Regions from separate parts of the Homo sapiens genome. Here region 1 is linked to region 2. The links are chromatin loops, found by intact Hi-C in ENCODE. Cell type or tissue: heart right ventricle. All regions are shown on one strand. Region 1 has its middle 15 kb from the start of AMZ2. Region 2 holds the start of MIR635 (microRNA 635).

Region 1 (2,500 bases), 160 kb after region 2:
ATTGTAAATCAGAAATCATCATGATCCTTCAGCTGGGCGTGGTGGCGCACACCTGTAATCCCACCCAGCACTTTGAGAAGCCGAGGCGGGTGGCTCACTTGAGGTCAGGAGTTCGAGACCAGCCTAGCCAACATGGTGAAATCCTGTCTCTACTAAAAATACAAAAATTAGCCGGACATGTTGGTGCGTGCCTGTAATCCCAGCTACTCGGGGGGCTGAGGCAGGAGAAGCACTTGAACCTGGGAGGTGGAGGTTGCAGTGAGTCGAGATCACGCCACTGCACCCTAGCCTGGGCGACAGAGCAAGATTCCATCTCAAAAAATAAAAATTAAGAAAAAATAAAAAAGAAATCATGATCCTTAGTTTCACAAGTTTGCAAATATGGGGCTCACCAATAGGGAACTAGAGTTTAGAAGCCATTGTCTTTAATTCTTTAAACCGTGGCCAGGTGTTGTGGCTCATCCCTGTAATCCCAGCACTTCAGGAAGCCACGGTGAGTGAATTGCTTGAGCCCAGGAGTTCAAGACCAGCCTGGGCCACATGGCGAAACCAAAATTAGCCAGGTGTGGTGGCTCATGCCTGTGGTCCCAGCTACTCAGGAGGCTGAGGTAGAAAGAGCACTTGAGCCCAGAAGGCAGAGGTTGCAGTGAGTCCAGATGGCATCACTGCACACAGCCTTGGCAAAGAGTGAGACCCTGTCTCATAAAAGAAAAATAGTAATGGTTATGCACATTACTTAAAATGACCTATTTAAGGAATTCAGACATGTTACACGCAAAAATGATCACTGCTATAAGTATACATTGCATTGATAAAAGAGAAGCTGCCCTTGTTTTCAGATTTGTGTTTATATTGCATGTGTCCTAAGTGAGGGCGATCGTAGCGTACAGCTGGGCCAGCCGCCGTTGCATAAGTAAGGAAACTGGGTCCCCCTAGTGTTCAGTTCTCGTTAATGACTCTCTAAAGGTGCAGAACAAGAAAAGTGGCAAGAGAACTTACAACTTCCCTTTCCATGTAACAACTCACCCAAATCAAAACTACTTCAATGACTATCCATTTCCTACATGGAAAATTAGACGGGAAACCTGATGCCCAGAACATTTCACCAAATATTATTGAGAAAATACAGATTGTGGCCATGTATTTGTGTCATTTATATGCCTTTCCAGCAACTCAAGAACAAGCACGCTAACTTCCCTAACAACTTATACACCCTAGAATTCAACCAAAACTTTAAGCACCCTCTCTGCACTGGCACCTCCCATTCTTAGTCCCAACTTTGTCCCTGAGCTCCTGATTTATATCTGCCCGCATGGCAGGGCATGGATATAAAACTAGGCATCTTCTACTTAAAGTGTCCTCAGCAGAACTCTGGATCATCCTCCTCAAACCCACTCCTCCACACATCCAATCGGCTCTCCTTTCTAAATATATCCAGGAGCTGACTGCTTCTGCCAACTGCACCAGGACCCTTGATCCAAGCCAATATCATCTTAGCTGGATTATTACAGTAGTCTTCTAGCTGGCCTGCCTGCTTCCACTCTTGGAACACGCCACCCCCACCTTAATTTTCCATACAGCAGCCACAGTAATCCTCTTACAGCACAAGTCTGAACTAAATCCTTAGCAATGGGCCCTGCATGAACTGCCTGATGGATACTATTACTTTTCCCTCTGCTCCTGCTACACTAGCCTCACTGGCTCTTTTTCTGGGGGGGTTGGGGGGGCAGTCTCGCTCTGTCGCCCAGGTTGGAGTGCAGTGGTGCAATCTTGGCTCACTGCAACCTCCGCCTCCCAGGCTCAAGCAATTCTCCTGCCTCAGCCTCCCGAGTAGCTGGGACTACAGGCGCCCGCCACCACACCTGGCTAATTTTTTGTATTTTTAGTAGACACGGAGTTTCACCGTGTTAGCCAGGATGGTCTCGATCTCCTGACATCGTGATCCGCCGACCTCAGCCTCCCAAAGTGCTGGGAATTCAGGCGTGAGCCACTACGCCCGGCCCTTTCTTTTTTTTTTTTTTGTTTGTTTTCGTTTGAGATGGAGTTTTGCTCTTGTCACCCACGCTGGAGTGCAATGGCACAATCTCGCCTCACTGCAACCTCCGCCTCCAGGTTCAAGCAATTCTCCTGCCTGAGCCTCCTGAGTAGCTGAGATTACAGGCACCCGCCACCACACCCAGCTCATTTTTTTTTTGTATTTTTAGTAGAGATGGGGTTTCGTCATGTTGGCCAGGCTGGTCTCGAACTCCTGACCTAGGTGATCTACCTGCTTCAGCCTCCCAAAGTGCTGGGATTACAGGTGTGAGCCACCACGCCCAGCCTCTCTTACTGTTTCTGGAATTGTTCTTACTGTTGCAAGCTTCAGGCCTTAGCATTTGTGGTTTCCTTTGCTTGGTACTCCCTTCCCTGAGATGTGTATGCAGTGTGACCCTTCAATTTGATCACTTCCAAATGCCACCTCCCTAGGGAGGCATTCCTGTCTATCCTATTCAAAATGGTA
Region 2 (2,500 bases):
TGTTTCATGTCTCTTTCTTGGTTTCCAGGTTATTCTGAGGACGGCGGGGCGCTGCGAGGAGAAGTTATTCCTGAACATGAGTTTGCGACGGGACCAGTGTGTCTTGATGATGAGAATGAGTTTCCTCCTGTGAGCATTAGGAACCCGTAACTGGGCGGCTCAGTCTGTGTGCTTAGAAGGAAACCTTCGCCTCATACGAGAGGCAGAGTCCCTTTCCCTGTTTTCTAATCTATAACAACTAATTCTCTGCTCTAGTATTTGGAAAGCCATAGGATATTTGTTGTACTGTGTGCTTCGAATCCTACAGAGTAGGCTTTAGGTGTCGAGCTAAACCCTGATGGCATTAGAGTCACCGAATACTAATCCAGGGAGTCTTGGTGGCCTCCCTCCAGCCAGAGGCCTGCGATCCCTTACTTTGCTTCTGTAGCACTGACTTTGCTGCCTGGAAGGTAGGAACACGTGACTTGTCTAAAACTTATTTTCCTGAGGCTCCCATGGATGCGTTTGCAGAATGCTGCCTTCCTTGTGCTGGAGGGGATGGTTTCAGAGGGCTGGGCTGTGTGTTCAGGACTCTGAGCTGAGTTGCTGCACTCTGTGAACCAGCTTGACCCTCACTTACCTGCAGCTCTGGCCGGCAGACCCGCACCTCCCCAGCAGTTGCAGACACTCATTAAGAAACAAGTGGCCGGGTGCGGTGGCTCACACCTGTAATCCCAGCACTTTGGGAGGCCGAGGCTGGAGGATTGCTTGAGCCCAGGAGTTAGAGACCAGCCTGGGCAACACAGCAAAACCCCATCTCCACCAAAAAAAAAAAAAAAAAAGAAAAGAAAAAATTAGCCGGGTGTGGTGTCACGTGCCTGTAGTCCCAGCTATTCGGGACGCTGAGATGGGAGGATCACCTGAGCCTGGGAGGTCGAGGCTGCAGTGAGCTCTGATTGTGCCACTGCACTCCAGCCTAGGTGAAAGAGTGAGACTCTATCTCAAAAAGAAAAGAAAAGCAATTGTGTGCTCTGTGGAGGGCAGCAGGTGCAGGGCAGGAGCTTGCCCGAGCACCTTTAGCTGGGTTTCCCAGCAACCTGCTCAGCCTGTTCCCACAGCTAGGGCCCTCGGGGCTGGCTGAGTGCTGGGCGTGGCTTCTTCCATCACCTGGAACTGAAGACAAGATTCCCTCCTGAGAGCCTGCTGGGGCTTCCTTAACTGCTGATTCTTCAGGCTCCCATCTGGAGTAACATATAGACCGCTCTTGTGAGCTTCAGTCAAAACATCCCAGATAGTCAACCTGAAATCATTTCGAGATGGAAGTACTGATTTGTTTTGTTTTGTTTTTGAGACGGAGTCTTGCTCTGTCACCCAGGCTGGAGTGCAGTGGTGTGATCTCGGCTCGCTGCAGCCTCTGCCTCCTGGGTTCAAGCAATTCTCCTGCCTCAGCCTCCCGAGTAGCTGCAATTACAGATGTGCGCCACCATGCCCAACTAATATTTTGTATTTTTAGTAGAGACGGGGTTTCACCATGTTGGTCACGCTGGTCTCAAACTCCTGACCTCAAGTGATCCACTCGTCTCGGCCTCCCAAAGTGCTAGGATTACAGGCGTGAACCGCCGCACCCGGCCGGAAGTAGTGTTTGGGCCAAGACTTGGAGCATCAGCTCCTAGAGCCAGAGAGGAGCTGCCACTTGGGCACTGAAACAATGTCCATTAGGCTTTGTTATGGAAACTTCTCCTGATCATTGTTTTGTGTCCATTGAGCTTCCAATTGTAAAAGGATGGAGTGCAGGTCTGGCTTCTTTCTCCCGCAGATCCGTGGAACCCTCTAGTGAGCACATTTGGCTTAGAAAACAAAGCTGCGGTGGGGCCCTGCATGCAGGGCTGGGGCTGTTGTTTTGTGATTTCCCACATCGGCTCTGCGGGTCGGTCGCAGCGTGAGCTTTTACATTTCTGGCTTTCAATAGGCAGGTTGTCAGAGACGTGGCTGGCAAGTGAAGTTTATATCTCAGTGGCGGAGAGCAGTTGTTCTTAAAAATACTAATTATAAACTTCAAAACCTCTGTTGGCATGCTGCCTAACTATAAACCAGTTGTTTTACCTTTGGGTTCTCATGGCCCCAACTGGCCTTAAAGGGCGTTCTTCTGCACCCTCAAGAGGCGGTGGTTATTTACCTGAAGTCGAGGCTTCCAGGATCCAGAGCACTCTAGGTCAGACACCGTGGGGACAAATGTGACCATTCTACTCTGTCAGGGTTTACCACATCCAGACACTCACTAGGTTCCGTTTCACTAATTTTGGTAAAAGTCTGTAACTACTATAAAATATTATTAGATTCTTAATTGTAATCGCAGTAAGCCTTGCAACCTCTTATAGTTACAGAATTGGGGTAATGTGGATATTAGTATCTAGGAGGTAGTTCCTTGCCAAAGAACCTGTATAAAATAATAGGTACCTTGTGCAGATCATTTATTTGGGGTAAAAAGGAAAAGGGGAGGTGCTTAATTGAAGAACCAGTA

What was found. Peaks named below come from ENCODE experiments on the same cell type or tissue, not always from the same donor. Only the 100,000 strongest peaks of a DNase experiment are listed, where the experiment ranks them.
Region 1: a loop joins it to region 2, with 4 times the contacts of the local background. A loop is called at or near these places in 88 of 110 quality-filtered maps.

What each region holds. Positions count from the first base shown.
Region 1 is chr17:68,261,692-68,264,191 of GRCh38, reverse strand. It overlaps a transcript of ARSG not described here. Among named protein-coding and RNA genes, the nearest start is that of AMZ2, 15 kb to the right of the region's middle. In heart right ventricle, CTCF peaks have their summits at 746 and 946 (motif pointing left); no DNase peak of the experiment used is centred here; H3K27ac peaks cover 1,362 bases.
Region 2 is chr17:68,423,704-68,426,203 of GRCh38, reverse strand. It overlaps WIPI1 (WD repeat domain, phosphoinositide interacting 1), which reads left to right. Exons shown (of 13, transcript NM_017983.7): 12 at 29-129. It overlaps MIR635 (microRNA 635), which reads left to right and starts at 1,656; the gene lies at 1,656-1,753. It also overlaps a transcript of ARSG not described here and a transcript of PRKAR1A not described here. In heart right ventricle, no CTCF peak of the experiment used is centred here; no DNase peak of the experiment used is centred here; H3K27ac peaks cover 464 bases.